2 separate regions of the Homo sapiens genome follow, and region 1 is linked to region 2. Evidence: chromatin loops called from intact Hi-C (ENCODE). Cell type or tissue: Panc1. All regions are shown on one strand. Links, peaks and the distances in the headings refer to the core of each region. The heading gives the core; the rest is flanking DNA.

Region 1 (9,448 bases), core at 559-8,558, 380 kb after region 2:
CTTGCTCTGAGTAACCTATCTCCAGAAAGTGGGCTCCTCTTCTAACCCTAGTGATTACTTTAGTTTGTGTCCTGTATGCAAAGTCTGATACTTTTCCATGATGTCTACCTCTGGCCCCACATTGCATTCAAATACCAGTCGTCATTTACATCCATGCTGTCAATGCTTTTTCTCCTCAGATGCCCAGGTTCTAGCCCTTTCCTGTACTCATACCATCACATGGCCATTGTAAACAACAAAACCCTGGTTTCTTTCATGTTATTTAGCTTCCAGTGGCATTTGCTCAGCTGTATCCTTGGCATTGCAAGCTCATCCCACTGCCATCCAGGGCCAGTGATAGCAGCCACGATTACTCATCTAAAAGTTCATTGTTAGCAAATTATATTTTAAATGCCCTAAGAGAGTTTCCCATTGAAAAGACTGAGACTTTCTGAAAAGCTAAGAAACTAAAATAATACCTTACTGAAGTAAAAACTCAAAAACTATACTTTTTATTGAACTTTGGAACTGTCAGGATAAATTTTCTTTTCTTCAACTTATGTTTAGAAATTAAATGTAATAGACTACCCTTTGGAAAGACTTCTTAGACCTGCCAATTTGGGGGTTGAGCCCATATATTTGGGACAGTGGGGGGAAAAAAGGTACTTTGTTCAACCATAAAAAAGAAGGAAATCCGGCCATTTGCAAAAAGATGAATAAAACTAAAGGGCATTATGCTTAGCAATATAAGCCAGGCACAAAAAGACAAATATGCATGATCACGCTTAAATGTAGAAATTTAAAAAAATCAAATGATAGAAGCAGAGAGTAGAATGGTGGATACCAGGGGCTCGGGGACTGGTGGGGTGGTCAACGGGGAGATGTTGTGTACAGGGTACAGTTTCAATTAGACAGAAGGGATAATTTCTGAAGATGTAATATACTCATGGTGACTATGGTAAATAATAATAGAGTAGATTTCAAACATTCTCATCACAAAAAATGATAAGTATGTGAGATGATAATGTGCTAATCAGTTTGATTTAATCATTCCACAATGTACTTCAATCAAAACGTCACAGTGTACACCATGCATATAGCCGAGTTTTCATTTCTCATTTTTAAAAAGTAAAAAAAAATAAAATAATTTAAGTCTTCTATCTCCAAATACATCACTAGAACAAGACATGCTTTTTGGAGAGGAGAGATGCAGCAATTGGTTTATATCGCATTTGCCAGTGAAATAAATTTAATTATTGGGACTGTTTGAATAAAATATATTAAAATATTTTTAAAAATTTAAAATGTTAACATGGTATCATTGACGAAGGCATAGCTTCCAAATTTAGAGAAAATATGTAAAGAAATAAGTGTTTTTACACAGAAAAAATTAAAAATAGTTAATAACAAGGAGGACATAAAACAAATAAGTCGAAATGAGGTAATGCAGTTTTAAAATCATATTCTTGAGGGATAGATCAGGAGATGAAAAATAGCGTATTTTAAGAGATATTTTTAAAGCAGGCTATGAAATAATAGGTTTTATTTTCTCTGAATATAGCTTTGGAAAATATAGAGCAAAGAATGGTAAGTTTTAATGGTGATAGTACAGATATATATTTTAAGATATTTATGCTTTTTAGAAATTACCTACAAAGATCTTAAAGTTCTTCTGTAACTTGAAAAACAATTCAAAATATAGGCCATTTTTAATTGAATTTTATGCATAGGTTTCAATTAAGATATTAGGCAATAGGCTTTTCCCTAATAGCTGCTCCCAAAGAAAAAAGAATTTCTCTAGGCAAAGCCATCTTTTAGCGGTTGGTAGATTTAATCTGACTCAAGCCTCGCTAAAATATCTTCCAATGTTTTTAGGTTATACTGTCTATATATTCTTAATAAATATTTATCAGCCCTGTAACTGAAGTTTCCCCAGAGTAGTAGGTAAGAAAGAAATGTGATGAGAATTCCACTCCACAGCAAGCTTTTTCTCTTTCCTTTTCTTATCCAACACTCCCCCTCACATATCTATGCCAGAATTTTTTCATACGAGCTAAAGCTGTTCTCTAAAACACAGAATGAAAGACTTAGCCCTTTCTCTAGCCAATTTTTCCCATGCATGTGATATTGCCAAAGTCATATTTATTCCCCTCAAATACTCCATTCATTAATAATATGCTGACTCCAAAACAATGAATTTTTTTTAAAGAACCGAAGAAATGCGATATTGAGGGAGCTTCAAATGGCACTGATCTTAGCTGGATGTATTCTAAGCTTATCATCACTCACTCGTGGTACTAGCAATGATTGTTTCGCACATGGCAAAATCATACATAGGTAGGAAAAAGAAGTTTATGATACTGCAAGTCTGGCCCAATGGGCAAAGTTCAAAGATCCCATGAATTTGAAGTGATTTCCTCCACTTCAGAAGTGGAAGGGGAAAACGTTCTGTATTTTCTTGTGATTGATTTAATAAAAGCAAGTGAATATTTAAAAAAGTATATGATTATAGATCCTATACAAAATTGTCCTAAAATTGTGAGAAAATTAAATTATACAATTGATGTACTCATATATTTACCTTTACTTGCAATACCTTTTCTCTCAAGTACATTGAGATAATATTCAGTGTAAGTATCAGTGAGAACTTATTTAAGTCCTCAGCGAACATTCTAATATAAATATCCTTAGCCTAGGATCATAAGTATAAAAATATTGTGAATATAAAATCATAATATTCAAACTGGTTCATAACTATATGCCCATGCAAGTTTTCTGAGGAGTAAATAATGAGTTTTATAGATGCTCCCTAAATAAAGAAACAAGGAAACTATGTCACAGTTTTATTAAGATTACAGGAATTTGGAATGTTGAATACTACATTAAGGACAATAGTGAATGAATAAATCAGCAAATACATGATTTTTAAAGGTGCTCCCTAAATAAACAAGGAAAACAATGTCGCAGTTTTATTAAGATTACAGTAATTTGTAATGTTGAATACTGCATTAAGGACAACAGTGAACGAATGTGTGTGGGCCCACGTGTATGTGTCTTCTGTCTCTGATTGTCAGCCAGTTTCCCTACATTATACATGTGCCTATGTAACCTTGGAAAAATAAACATATACTTAACACTTTTGTTAACTTTATTATTATAGGACACAGAAATAATAAAAAGGAAGTGCTTTCAGGCAGATGGAAGGGATCAGAGAAGAGACGAAGGCATGGAATACAAAATGAAACAGCAGAGAGTGCTAGAATTCAGAGTTGGAAGAAGCCATCAGCCTGGAAGAAAATCTGGCCCAAGACAGAGAAAGGTAAGAAAGCAATTAAGAGTAAGCTCAGATGTCTCTGACGTATCAGTTTTCTTTAGAATGCATTTATTCTGTGCCAGCGAAGCTCAGGGAAGAGGTGGAAATCTGTTTCACCCCATACCTATGACTGAAGAGGCTCTGCCTGCACAGCGGATACTATGGTAGCTGATGTCAGATGTAGGCTCAGAACATGAGGCCTGAAACTCACCAGGTCTTAGGGACAGTTCTAAAATTTCTTATAAAAACTGAATCAGTTATTTCTTGGTATAGTTTGAATGTCCCCTCCAAAACTCATGTTGAATTCTAATTGCCAATGTAAGAATATGGGGGGAGGTGGGGCCTTTAAGAGGTGATTAGGTCATGAAGCCTTTGCCCAGATTGGTGGGTTTAATGCCTTTACAAAAGGGCTTTCATGTATCATGGGTTCTATCTCTTTGCTCTTCTGTCCGTCTGCCATGTGAGGAGCAACATTCCTCCCCTCCAGAGGACGCAGCCTTCAAAGCGCCACCTTAGAAGCAGAGACGGGGCCCTCACCAGGCTCCTGACCTGCCAGCAACTTGATCTTGAACGTTTCAATCTCTAGAACTGTGAAAACTAGATTTCTATTTTTCATCATGTACCCAGTTTTAGGTATTCTGTCACAGCAGCACAAATCAGACTTAAGACATTTCTGTTTCTAACAGTTCGGTAGAAGACTCTTTCTGAAAAAGTGCATCTATCTATTTATCTACATACATGCACACATATGTACTTCCATATGTTTAAACATATGTGTGTCTGCATATAAAGATCTATTAAGAAGGTAAAGTATTCCTAGGGGTGCAAAAATAAAGTGAAATAATTCAGAGAGTATTCAACACTAAGTCATATTCACCCTGGAACAGTTGCTCCAGCTGGTGAACCTGGGCTTTGAACTTGACAGTTTAACAGGCAACAGAGCCCAGAGCTCTCTTAAAGAGTCTAATAGTAGTTCCCTAAGTTAAGCTAGAACAAATCTATAGTGTCCTCTCAATATAAGGGCAAACTAGAAAAATAACTCTGATCTACAGAAGGAGACTGCAAGGAAATTTGCCTGTCTCAACATTTGCTCTGGGTAAAAGGAAGAAAGAAATCTCCTCCTTGGGATATAATCAGGAGAAAGCTCTCATCCTAGTTGTGGTCTGAAGTAACACTATCTGTGTGGTTCGAGCAGACTTAAGCCAAAAATACCTTTGAAAGTGGTCTCTATTTATAGTGTCCACAGGTGCGGAGCACAAGCAAACAAAAAGCTGCTCTAGAGAAATTCATCTTCAACTAATTCCCAAATACAATTCCAAGGAAAAAGGACCAAAAGTGAAAGATCAAAAAGCACGCCATTTCTATTAATAATAAATGCATATTTGGGAGATATTATACAACATAATCTCACCACATTGAAAATAAGAGAAAATGAAAAAAAACTATAGTTAACATGAATGAATCACAGAGATGATATTAAGATAAAGCAAGTTATAATAATGCAAGTTGCAAAGAGGTGCATAGAACATCATTCCAATTACATAAATTTCAAAAGCAAAAACTCAATGAAATATTTATAAGGAATACATATACATAAAACTCAATGGGACTGGTAGTATTTTATTTTTAACTTGAGTAGCGGTACACTGGCATTCATTTATTGTTATAGATCTTAAGTATATGTTATATTCTTTCACGTAATCAATATTTAATAGAAATATCTTCAAATAATTTGGTTCATATTAACCCACTGGAAGTAAAGTAAATATTATTACTACTTTCAGAAATGCATGATTTAACCTTACAGGTTCCATAAGGTTTCTGTATCATTTGAGACATATTTACTAAATTTACTATGTGATGGTTATTGTAATCAGTACTTTAGGTGAATATTTTCCAATTAATCCTCCTAAGAGTCCTCTAAAAAAAGGTCTTTTTTTTTCTGATTACAGGTGATAAAACTAAGTTTTCAATGGAACGGTATCTCAAACATAGTAAGAGGAATTTAAACCAAAGGCCTATCCAAACAAAAATGTGTTCCCTTAGTCACTAAGCCATACTAACGGCACAATAATTATCAAGGTAGTTGACTTAGCAACTTCCACTTCTGACCATGATGGAATAGCTTGTGACAAAACAATGTTCCCACTGAGAACAACTAGAAAATATGAGATGAAACGAAAAGCAACAAACACCTATTTGAAGATATAACCATAGAGACAGCCAAGCTTTCAGTTGCCAAGATCCTGGGCAGAAACATAAAGTAAGAGAGGTGAGCAGACATTATGAGAGCAACATTTTCCCTTGGGTAATATAATATGATAGTCCTTGGATAGGTAAGAGGCTGAAAATCCAGGCAGAAAACAACAGAGTTAACAAAAGTGAGACTGCCAGCATTTTCACAGAGCTGGAGAGACAAAACATTAAAGTTTGGGCCTTTAAAGGCAGTCAGATTTGAGGGGCTAAGATCACGGACAGAGGGTACACAAAACAAGAGAGAAATGAGGTTCCCTGATACTTAAGGTTTTCCTTTTGAGGCACTAAGTTTTCAAATTATCCATGGTAAGAAGCAAAGAAGCCAAGCAAATATCTTCTGAAAAGCACAAGAATGTATGCAACAGTCTCATAGTGCAGAGGTTACAAAAATTGAAGTTCAGAACCCACCAAAGAAAAAAAATCTCATAAATTCATAGGCTCTGAATGGGTATCCTGAAAGACAACTCCCAAGGAAAGTGGGTAGGCCATACCAGACTGATACACACAGGCTTCAGAAAAGCTTCTAGCCATGTCATATTCTAATGGAACTGGAGTGATCTGTCTGCCTTTTGGCTGATTACCAGAGGATACACTGAATCCTCTCTAGAAAGGCAAAACTGCATAGTCTAGACAGTTATAATTTTTAAATAAAACATCAAACATTCAATCAAAAGTTTTCAGCAAATAAGAAAAATATCCACAAATAAGACTAACAAAAAAATAGAAAAAATAGACAATAAAAATGAAACTTCAGTTGTGCTTGATATTAAAATAGGTATTGTATACTCAGGAAGCTGAACTGGGAGGATCTCTTGAGCCCAGAAATTCAAGACCACCTTCAGCAACATAGCAAGACTCTGCCTCAAAAAAAAGAAATAGGTATTGTTAAAGTACTACAACTAGTATGTTTGAGAAAACAGAAAGGAAGATGAAGAATTTGAGCAAAGAATAGAATTTATTTTACAAAACAGAAATTTGAGAACTGTAAAATGTAATAACTGAAAATAGGTCTCAATATATGGAATTAATAATATTAGAGCTAAAGAAAGGATTAGTGAACTGGAAGACAGATCAGTAGAAAACATCCAGAGAAAACTAGAAAAAAAAAAGCATAATAGACATAGATGATTGGAAAAGTGACATAGAGATATAGAGCAGATACTGCAAATGTTTAATATATATTTAACTGGAGGATAGAGACTATAAAGAAAAAGGCATATTTAAAGAAGTAGTTTTCTAGGATTTTCCAAGATAACAAAAAGCATCAAGCTGTAGATTCAAAAATTGCTATGATCATCAAACAGATTAAACACAAAGAAAGCTACATCTAAAATACTACACCATAATAGAACTACTGAAATCCAAAGACAGAATTTTTTTTTTTTTTTTTTTTTTTGAGGCAGAGTCTCGCTCTGTCGCCCAGGCTGGAGTGCAGTGGCGTGATCTCGGCTCACTGTAACCTCCGCCTCCTGGGTTCACGCCATTCTCCTGCCTCAGCCTCCCGAGTAGCTGGACTACAGGTGCCCGCCACCACACCCGGCTAATTTTTGTATTTTTAGTAGAGACGGGGTTTCACCGTGTTAGCCAGGATGGTCTCAATCTCCTGACCTCGTGATCCCCCTGCCTTGGCCTCCCAAAGTGCTGGGATTACAGGAGTGAGCCACCGTGCCCGGCCCCAAAGACAGAATTTTAAATGCTAACAGTGAAAATCATTTCTTGTTCAAAGAAGCAACAATAAGATTGATAGTGGATGTAATAAAAAACAGAGGGTAATATGGAAAAAAATCTTTAGAATATAGAAAATAAATGCCAACCTAGAATACTATACACAGAAAAAAAAAGACAATGAAATGCAAAAACAAATATCCTTTGCCATAGCTTCCAAAATGTCTCATACCTAGGTACCGAAAAGGAAGATATGCAAGGTCTCTACACAAAAAGAAAAACTTAAAAATGATTATATAATAGGATAAATGCTATAAGGCCAAAATAGAAAGCCCATTATTGCTAATATATCAGTTTTCCCCAAATCAATTTTTAGATTCAATGGAATCTCAATATCTATATTCAAGGTGATATTAAAGAACAAACTGTAGGTATTTCTGTCAAATATTAAGGTACAATGAAGCTGTGCATGGTGGCTCACAGCTATAATCCCAGCACTTTCAGAGGCTGATGCAGGAGGATCAATTGAACCCAGGAGTTCAAGGCCAGTCTGGGCAACATAGTGAAGCCTTATCTCTACAGAAGAACACAAAAATTAGCCAAGTGTAGTGGTGAGTACCTGTAGTCCCAGGTACTCAGGAGACTGAGGTGGGAGGACTGCTGGACCCTGAGAGATTGTGGCTGTGGTGAGCCATTATTGCACTATTGCACTTCAGCCTGTGTGACAGAATGACACTCTGTCTCAAAAAAAAAAAAAAAAACAAGGAAAAGAAAAGATACTATGGAACTTCAGAATTTCAGGCAGTGTGATACTAATGCCAGAGAGCATACAATCGTAAAACAGAGTCCAGAAAGAAACCGTATAGAGACATGATTTATTTACAAGGGTAATGCTACAGAGCAGCAGAGAAATATGCTAGGTTACCTAGTTATCCAAATTAAAAATAACTAGTCTTGATTTCTACCCTCCCCACTACACAAATATCAATTCCAGGTTGATCGTAAATATAAATCTGAAAGTGAAAAAGCAATAAAGCTTCTACAAGACTATTTTCATAACATTGGATAGACAAATGTTTCTTAAACAAGACATAAAAAATATTAATCATAGAGGAAAAACAAGAAAAAATCACCTTACATTAAAATTAAAGAAATCTGGCCAGTAAAAAAAAAGAAAGAAAGAAAGAAAAAAGACCAGTAAGAGATGGAAGAAGATATCTGCAATACACACAGCTTTAAAAAGCCTGGCAACCAAATCATGTAAAGGAATTGTAGAAATCTAAAAAAAAAAAAAAAAAAAAACAACCAAAAAGAAAAATGAACAAAACACTTAAACAGGCATTTTATAAAAGAGGATATCCAAATGGGCAACAAGCTTGTCAAAAGATGTCCAACTTCATCAGTTTCCATGAAAAGGCAAAATAAAACCACAATGGGATGCTATTACATCACCACCACAATAGCTAAAATAAAAAAGACTAACAATGCCAAGTATTTGGCTGGGATGTGAAGAAAAAATAGGTTGGATATTCATTCTCCTCACTCTCCCTCTGCCTCACCACATTTATGGTGCCTCACCATAGTGAGAGAAGTGTGTGCACTCTACAGTTAGAGCTTCTATTGACAGCCCCTCTCCTACAGTGCCCAGCAATTTCCAGGGCTGATAGCACTATTCGCTCACCTTGCCCCTGCAGGACTAGGGTAGTTAGGACTTCCCACTGTTGATAGTACCTGGATGCTTCATGTTCTTTTGTTCTTTTCTGTTTCCTTGACACTGTCCACACCTCTATAAAATGAACCAGTCGTTAAACTCTTTTAATTGAAACACTGCCAGGGCAATGACTACTATTACTTGATAGAGATTTTGGTTTTTACTTTTTGTGAAGTAGGGAACTATTCTAGGGCCTTACATATAACAGGAGAGGAATATAATGTGACTTACATCCTAAAAGGATTCTTCTTTCTGCTCAGTTGAGAATACACTCTAGGGAGGTGAAGATAAGAACCAGTGAGACTGGTAAACAGAACGCTGCCCTGATCCAAGTGGAAGACGATGGTGGCTCAGGTCAGAGATGTAGCAAGTGGTTAGACTCTGGTTATATTTTTGAAGACACAGCCAAGAGGATTGGATTCCCTGATGAGTCTGAATGTAGGGTAGGAAAGAAAGAAGTCAAGGATGATACCATGAATTTTGACTTGACCAACTCGGAGCAATTTGTTGCCACTGACTGAGTT
Region 2 (9,448 bases), core at 436-8,435:
ATGAATCATAACATTTATATGGAATCAAAAAAGAGCTCAAATAACTAAAGCAATCCTAAGGAAACAGAACAAAGGCTTAGGCATCACATTGCCTGACTTCAAACTATGCTATAATGCTATAGTAACCAAAACAGCATGGTACTGATATGAAAATAAACACACAGATCAATGGAACAGAAGAGTTCAGAAATAAAGCTGTATACTTAAAACCAACTGATATTTGACAAAGTCTGCAAAAATATACACTGGGGAAATGACATCCTATTCCATAAATGGTGCTGGGAACATTGGATAGCCATATGTAGATGGATGAAACTGGACTCATACCTCTCACCAAATACAGCAATTAACTCAAAATGGATTAGACTTAAATGTAAGAACCAAAACCATAAAAACTCTGGAAGAAAACTTGGAAAAAACTCTTCTGGACATTGGCCTAGATACATAATTTATGACCAAGTCCTCAAAAGCAAATGCAAAAAAAAAACCAAAAATAAATAAAGAGGACTTAATTAAACTAAAAAGCTTCAGCACAGCAAAAGGAGCAATCAACAGAGTAAACAGATATCCTACAGAAAGGGGGAAAATATTTGCAAAGTCTGCATCTGAAAAAGACTAAGTTGCAGATTCTATAAGAAACTCAAACAAATTAACAAGAAAAACAACCCCACTAAAAAGTGTCAAAGGACATGAACAGAAATTTTTTTTTTTAATTTAAGAAAACTTTTAGAAATTTTTCAAAAAAAGACACACAAGCAGACAACAAACATATTATAAAATTATCAACATTACTGATCATCAGAGAAATGCAAATTTAAACCACAATGAGATATCATCTTACCTTAGTTAGAATGGCTGTTATTAAAAAGTCAAAAACTAGCAGATGTTGGCATGGATGAGGAGAAAAGGGAACACTTAAATGCTCTTGGTCGGTATGTAAATTAGTACAAACCCTATGGAAAACAGTATGGAGAGCTCTCAAAGAACTAAAAAAGAGCTATCATTCAGTCCAGCAATCCTTCTTCTAGGTTTCTACCTAAAGGAAAATAAATCACTGTATTTAAAAAAACAGCTATACTCATATGTTTATCACAGCACTACTCTCAATATTAAAGACATGAAATCAACCTAAGTCTCAATCAATGGAGGAATGGATGAAGAAAATGTGGTATATATACACCATGGAATACTACTTAGCCAAAAAAAAGAAAGAAACTATGTCTTTTGCAGCAGTATGGATAGTTGGAACTGGAGGCCACTATCCTAAGGGAAATAACTGAGAAACAGAGAGTAAAAAGTTGCATGTTTTCACTTATAAGTGGGAGCTAAACAATGGGTACACATAAACATACAGATGAGTATAACAGGCACTGGGGACTCCAAACATGGGGAGGGGTCAGGGAGTAAGAGTTGAAAAATTACCTATTGGGTACAATGTTCACTGTTTGGGTGATGGTACACTAAGAGCCCAGACTTCACCACAGGGCAATATATGCATGTAAGATACTTGCACCTGTATTTCCTAAATATAAATAAAATTATGTAAAGTACATGATGCTTTATAATGATAATAAACAACTGTCTTACTGGTTTATGTATTTACAAAGCAAAAAGAATTTCAAAAGGGCTTGCTTTAAGGAAGTTAAATCACTGAATAAACTCTCTGCTTTTCCTTAAAATTATATATATATAAAATATATTGTAATATATATAATATATAATTATATATATACCTCTGATGGATATACATGCAAAAATCCTCAAAAAATACTAGGAAATTGCATCCAAAAGCACAATCAATATACATAAATGTCATATATAATAGATAATGTCTTATATATATAAAATGTCTTACACATGTTTATGTAAAAGCACGTGTATATATATATATATATATATATATATAAATGTCTTGTATGAGAGATTGGTTGTCAAGAATAAGCCCATGATTAGATACTTTATATTTATATTTTTATAATCAGTCAGATTGTTTAGTATATTCCATAAGCATGTTACCTAATAAAACAAATAATGTTTTTGTTACAAGAAAATACTTATTTCAAAGAGGTTCTCATCAGTCCTTTGACCACTGGTTTAGTTATTGCAAGACAATGGGAAGAATAGCAGTTGTACTTGTGAAAAAACAAAAGTAGCATTATCTGCTGCATTTTTGGTTGATTTCCACTAGATGGTAGTATTGAATTCAAGATTCAACCTGCTATATATTTTAATGCAGAAATTTGATAAATTACAGAAGACATTTGTATTGTGTTACTTTTACCGTCTATGTTAACATTTGAAACCATATTCAGACTATGTTTATGCATGTTGGAATTTTTTTAAAAAATACAACTTCTGGAAATTTGAAAACTTCTTAAGAAGCTGGTGCAATATTAGATATATTGTATTGTAATTCATAGAAATAATCTTTTATTATGAAACTTTTTAAAATAATTTTTGCATGTGTTTTAAATTCTGATCATAGTCATTTTCTTTTTCAGGCAAAATGTAGATTTCGTTTTTAGTCTGTGGAAAGAGTAAGAGAAAAATAACATGAAAATATATTTTTTTTCAAATGTTTCTGTCAGGAAAGATAGGCTCTTGGCAGGTGTGTTTGTGTGTAAAAATAGACTATCTTCGAGTACATATTTTCACTTCAATTTCCATGAGGCATTATAAACAAAGACAAAAATTAAAAAAAAAAACACTTTTGCAATTAATGAATGATGAGTACAATATGTAGCTAATTGCCCTGATTATGTTAGTGTGTTATTGCAGAATAATAATGAACTGAATGAACCTGTTTTCCTTTGCTGTATTCCTAACCAGATGCACCCCTGGAAGATACATTAGGAGTTATCTAGTCCATCTCCATCATTGTACTAATGAAGAAACTGAGGACTGTGACTGCTTTTTAAACTGTTCTAGAGAAAAAAAGGAAAGATGGGTTCCATTGACTCTGTTGAATACTCTCTTACTGATTTACAGATCTTTACCAAGTACTTGCTTGCAGAGAATATCCAAAAGCAGGACCAGATCATGATACTCTTCAGGACAGTCCCTAATAGTTTTCACTAGAAAGGTATACAGTTAAAAAGTAGCGTAAAATGGTATTGACACTGGAAAATACAAAAGTACCTTGAATTAAATTGTATGGTGAAAAGCACCAACCGTGGAATCAGGTAGAATTAAGTAATGAATTTCAGCTCTGTCACTTACAATCTGTGTAACGTTGGGCACATTTCTGCACCTCTCTGCCATTAAATCTTCTCATTTACAAAATGGAGTTAAAAATACCTACCACGTGAAATTATAGGATATCCTAAATGGAATAACTTAGTAAGCTCTCAAGAAATCGTTCTCCCCTTGCCTCATTAAGAAATCATTTTTAAAATGGGAACTACGTTAAAGCCCAATTTAAGGCATAGATCAGCAATGTTTGATGGCATGGATCTGTCTATTTTGGGGCTAAATTGTGTTCTGACCCTCCAAATGATCAATTCTAATTAATTCCTTGGTTGTAGATTTGTAAAGCCCGTTTAGTTGATTGCACAGACGTGGCCAGAGTCAAGGTACAGGAACCCACAGACTATAGAAATCAACGATAACATGTAGAAAAATCACAGGCAACAGAAATGCACTATTTTTAGAGATTGTATAACTGCTCTAGGGTGAAGCTATCTTGATTGGACTCAGCATAGTGCAACAGAACAGAATTACACAAGATGCCCCTTTCCATTACACCCCATTATTCCTCTGTTTTTGAGGATTTATGCTAACATTGTTCTGTTACAGATTGTAAACATTGATGTATTCTGAAACTGTTAACTGTAAGCATTTATGCTTGCATTGTTTTCTGTTCATTTCTCTTGTATTCCAGCAGATGTCAGTCATTCTCTTTAAATAATCTCCATTTATTCTCACCTGCCTATGACCAGCTGAAGGGAAATCACCTTTAGTTATGTCAAAGTGACATGTTTGTTGAACTGTAACAATAATAATGCTCCCTATTAACCTATCAGGGACTTGAGCCATTTTGCATTCAAACAATGATGAATTTTTATTTTCTTATTTAATTATTTAAAAAATCTCCATCTCAGTTTCCAAAATGTGTAACTAGAAAATAAATGAGAAGCCAGAGAAGACATGCAGAGAATTTAAATTTGCACTTGTGGTAAAATAATCTGCACTTGCGTAGGAGAAGACAAATCACTCCTTGATGTCAATGTACGGTTATGATTTTACTCATACTTTAGAATTTTAAAATGTCATGTAGTGTGATATATATTCATGCAGATGTGGGTGAAACAATGTGCTTTTTAATCATTCCTGCTACAATCACAAACAATCATTATGTCTAGCCATTGATCCTAGCACAGGGCTTGTCAGGTAAGGGCAGATTTTATAAAACCTGGGTAAAACAAGCTTAATTTGCGTAAATTGAGTTTTTTTCTAAAAGTGAGAGGGTACCTTTTTAAAGAAAATGTAGTAAATGCAAAAGTCAATGAATCCTTGGATGTTTCTCAAACTATCTTTGTGTTTTAAATCTACTTTCTCATTTTAATAGGAATTAATCATTTATCCTCAAGGAATATTTTCCTTAAAAGGGAAGAATATTACCAGTTTTTCTCAACAAATCTCGAATTCATTGTGGGGAAACTGATGATGTCTCTTCATTTGTTTTGTGATTCTTGTATTTTAAATCAGTTCATTGAAACAGCCTGGCTGAGTGCTGTATTTAAGTATAGAAATTTCTGCTCATATCTGGTGGCTCTTGCTGAAGGAGGGACATAGAGCTAGAATGCTTGTCAGGGATCCCACCTTAACCTGCTCCTGCCCCTTAGATAGATCCTCATTGTCTACAGGCCATTTGCAACCAGGCGAAATAAAAATTACCATGTTTCTCTTTATTTTATTTATTGAAGATTTTTGACTTTGTATATAATTTACATAGCTTTTAAATACAAAAGCTAGTTTTAAGGAATGTATATTAAACAGTGGTTATTTGCCAGGACAAAAGATACCATACTAGAGAAAAGCTAGGAAAAGAAGAAACATAGTTTCATACTAAACAACTATTTAATAATTTTAAGAAAAACAGTACAGTTTAATATTTGAGAAGGGAAATATGCTATCATTCTGAAAATCTTGTATGCAGAAAACTCTTAGTTTTCTAACCTAATGGTAGTTTCTATACTAGATTTAAAACTTTTTGTACTAGGCCTTTTCCTCAAAAACTTCTGTAAAACCTTAAATGTTTTATTATCAATGCATATATAGGAATGCATATATAGGAATTTACAAAGTAAAAGAAGAGAGCAATACTCATGTCTGTCATTGATTCACACATTGTCCCCTTTAGATGTGACTGAGAGGGTGGTGGCTCACGCCTGTAATCCCAACACTTTGGGAGGCTGAGGCAGGTGGATCACCTGAGGTCAGGAGTTCCAGACCAGCCTGGCCAACATGGCAAAACCCCTTCTCTACTAAAAATACAAAAAATAGCCAGGCATTGTGGCAGACGCCTGTAATCCCAGCTACTTGGGAGGCTGAGGCAGGAGAATCGCTTGAACCTGGGAGGCAGAAGTTGCAGTGAGTGGAGATCATGCCACTGCACTCCAGCCTGGGCAACAGAGCAAGACTCCATCTCAAAAAAAAAAAAAAAAAGAAGAAGTGACTGAGTACTCAGTTATCCAGCTTTTAGGGCAAAGTGATCAAATGATAACAGAAAGGAAGAGGCAAGAGAAGGATTTTACAAATACAAATAGTAATGATGGTCCAGGGACATGATGGAAATCGCAGGATGAAGCAGAGAAGGGAGCTCTGTGTGTTCCCTGGGTGGAGATTGTACTAATGAGCTGCTCACATTTGAGAAACACAGATTGATGAGCTTCTCTGGCAATTGTTATGCAGCAATATTCCCATAAGAAGTCACAGTAGTTATCACAGTATCAGAGCACCGTAAAATAAACACATTGCTTTTTCCATGAACTTGAATATTTAATGTTAGAGATGAGTACAATGGAGGCAAATAAATCCTCTCCTCATTTCCTCACATCCCTACTTTTAAAGATTGTCAGGTATTCAATCTCTATCATAGTTGTTTGAGACTTTAGGTCCCTATAGTTTATCATTTTCCAGTAATGTTTTTGAAATGCAATAATTTAAAGATCTCTCGACTCTTGGATTTACATTACAAATGCTGGTGATACAAAAATTTCATTTAAATTAGTCTAGACCATGAAGTATGGACTTTTAGCATATTATATTGTAAATTTGAAATTGAAACACTGTCATGATCTTTTTTTAAAGAATTTAAAACTAGTATTTAAATATTATAAGTTTTTCTCTGAGAAATGTTTTACAATTGTAGTTTATAGTTCTGAGGACTGAGAGTGTAGGAGATTTGCTTAAAACAAGAATGGAGATCAGAGCTAGGGTGTCTACTATATTCAACATTTTTCAAAATTCGCTCTGCCACCTGTCAAGAGCTGAGCTGAGCTGGAGAGAGCTGAGACGCCCGTGGTGGAGTGGTCAATTAAGACAACAAGCCAAAGTGAAAGTAACAGCCAATCCTTTAATGACTTTCTAAGGTAGTAGAATAGGCAAGAGGAAAAAGCTTAACCATTTTAATGTTCCTTTTTTCTCCACAGAAGGGCACTGGGTGAAGGTCCAATGTATCAGTGCACACGGGGGAGTGGGGCGGGGAATTATCTCACCACCTACGTACGGGAGCCCGAACAAAAGGCTCTGGCCATTTTATGGACCCAGGGGTGGGGATGGGGGTGAGCTGGAGAGGGGAGGACTAGGTGTGGGAAACAGTGAATATTGAGTCAGAGAGAAAAAAGAGGCTTCAAGTGTCCTCCCCAGTGAGGAGGCCTCCGCAGAATGACCCGATGAAGAGACCTCCTCTCTCTGAATGCAGGGAGGGCTAGAGATGCAGATATGCATAAGCGCATGGTGCTGAGGATGGAGTGACTGAGCCCTTGACTGCAGCTCCCTTCAGAGACTGCAGTTTACTGGCTGCACACAGTCTGGTGTGGGGAGGACAATTTTTCCCTGTGAAGCCTGCCAGGTAAATCCTTTGCAATTGTCTGTGGTAGGGTTTGAAAGATGATTATAGGTTTTTGGCTAGGAGCTGGACTCCTCACCACTGTCTCATTTCAGGCCTCCATCACCTCATTTTGGGATTATTAGAGGTGCTTTTATCCATTCTCTCCACTTCTCTGAAGTTTTTTTCCAGCATGATCCATCATGCTCTTGATTGCCAGATTGCTTGCTTCTAAATCACTAGATCACTAAATCACTGTATCGTTCCTCTACTTTGGAATCTAGTATGTATTATTTTTATACCAAACTCGAGCCACTCAGGTGAGCATGTAAGGCCTTTGTTTGATGGGCTTCAGTTTATTTATCCATATTTTACTACTTCTTACAAAGTTTTCTCAGATTTTCCTAAGCCAATGATGCTCAATCAAGCTTGTACAACCCAAGGCCCATGGCCACATGAGGCCCAGGGTGGCTTTGAATGTGGCTCAACACAAATTTGTAAACTTTCTTAAAACATTATGAGATTTTTTTGCCGTTTTGTTTTTTAGATCATCAGCTATCGTTAGTGTATTTTATGTTGGCCCAAGACAATTTTTCTTCTTCCAGTGTAGAATACAGAAACCAAAAGATTGGACCCCCGTGCTCTATATCTTTTGTACATGACAGTTCCTTCTCAGCTCCAGCCTTTCATACTGTTCTTAGAACATCTTTGACTGTCAACTCCACCTATCAAGCTATTCTTTTTCTTTTCAAACTCAGCTAAAGATATCGTCTCTGTGCAGCCACTGCCCTGCCCCTCACACTGATTCTTTTTGCTGTTGTTCTTGCTGGTTCATGAATTCTTCAGCCGCTATTTCATTGCTTTTGTCTGTCACACTACTAAAATATAAATACTTGTTCAACAAACAACTTCGAATTATTCTCTAGTTATTTATTTTTTCTTAAAAAAAGGGTTCAATTGTATCCCCATCTAATTTTTAGGTATTAATCCTTCTTCATCAGGTATTATATTCTGCACTTCCTAGGTGGCAGGCAGAATACTTGGTATTTTCATTTATGTCATATAATTTAATTTTCACAAAGGCTCGTGAGTCATGCAATATTTATCATGAGGTATACAAGATAAAAATGAATCTCAGAAAGTTGGAGTAATTTTGTCATGCATAAAAGACCAGTATACTGGCAGTTGTGAGATCTTTCTTGCGCCAATGTCCATGCTTATTTTCTTCTACAAGATGCTGCCATTATACTGGAAACACAATAGTGACAGGGTCAATGAATGAGACTCAATGCTAGTTTATGTTTATATGTTCTCTACCTCAAGAAAAAGTGTATCTATTCAGCATCATTAGTAAAGTTATTAACTCTAAGTTTTTGTTGTTAAAAAAAATTGATTCTGGACGAAGGTGTTATTAGCATTAAAGGCAGGGAGTCAGAGACACAGGCCTTTTATTTGGAATCTTGAGATTTCATCTAAGAAATCTTGCCCTTTTGATGTGACCTGGTTGAGATGCCACAACCCTTGAGTGTTGGCCTCCTCATTTGGCAGATGAGATTATCAGATTGCTGATTTCTGAAGTCCATGTTGGCAATAGTGGGGGTTGGATTCTATGCCTTTTTTTAATTACTGCACTCCGAGTTTGTTTTCTACAATGTACTCAGTTCTTCCTCCCCAATATAAACTGTATATAGCTACTTCCCATCATGATGTCCTCCTTCTGTTAGAGACAACTAGAATATGACACTTTTTCTCTGTTTTCCATCATATGGTTTAAAGTGCCATGTCTTTGCCTCTGAATTTGTTTTAAAAGGAGACATTACAGTATTAGTATCTTTATTTAAAGAAAATCTAACCTGAGCATCATTATTTATTGGTCAGTCTTCAAGTCATAGCTGTCATAATGTATTGGAGTCAAATAAACAAATTTCCATCTCTTCAGGTCCTGGACATATTTTTAAATATATTAATGCTATTATTACCATTGTTATTTAAAATGTGTTAAAACATTATCTTCATAGCAGATATCATACACAAATACTCAAGAACATACCTTCAGTAGAGGTAGAAATTAGAACAAAGTTATAGCCCTCTTTCCCCAGCCCGACAAGAAGGGGAAAAAGAAATAGAAATTTACCAATTATGTTATGATGCAAGGAATACAATTCTGTCCTAGAATGTGAGTTGTGTATGAACTTCAAAGTATGCACTAGTGAAAGTCAAAGCCAAATTAGTGAATTCATTTTATTATATTTCCCACTATTTGTTGAATGTATATTTTAAAACATTGATTTTTTTCCGTGACTGTTTTTTAGTCCTGAGAAAGGGAAATGATGCAGGAGGAGATGGTGAGAAAAGTTAAAAGAAACAATGGGTTGAGTCACAGTGCAAGGCTCTGTT

What was found. Hi-C counts contacts between places; a loop is a spot of excess contacts. Peaks named below come from ENCODE experiments on the same cell type or tissue, not always from the same donor. Only the 100,000 strongest peaks of a DNase experiment are listed, where the experiment ranks them.
Region 1: a loop joins it to region 2, with 7 times the contacts of the local background. A loop is called at or near these places in 3 of 110 quality-filtered maps.

The regions. Positions count from the first base shown.
Region 1 is chr4:176,758,630-176,768,077 of GRCh38, forward strand. All of the region lies in intron 1 of VEGFC (vascular endothelial growth factor C), which reads right to left. Among named protein-coding and RNA genes, the nearest start is that of VEGFC, 30 kb to the right of the region's middle. In Panc1, for the core only: no CTCF peak of the experiment used is centred there; no DNase peak of the experiment used is centred there; H3K4me3 peaks cover 244 bases; H3K27ac peaks cover 1,608 bases.
Region 2 is chr4:176,374,024-176,383,471 of GRCh38, forward strand. It overlaps a transcript of LOC124900817 not described here. Among named protein-coding and RNA genes, the nearest start is that of SPCS3-AS1, 58 kb to the left of the region's middle. RefSeq lists an enhancer at 3,880-4,019. In Panc1, for the core only: CTCF peaks have their summits at 2,182 (motif pointing right), 2,389, 3,892 (motif pointing right) and 4,099; DNase peaks (open chromatin) are centred at 2,104 and 3,885; H3K4me3 peaks cover 630 bases; H3K27ac peaks cover 262 bases.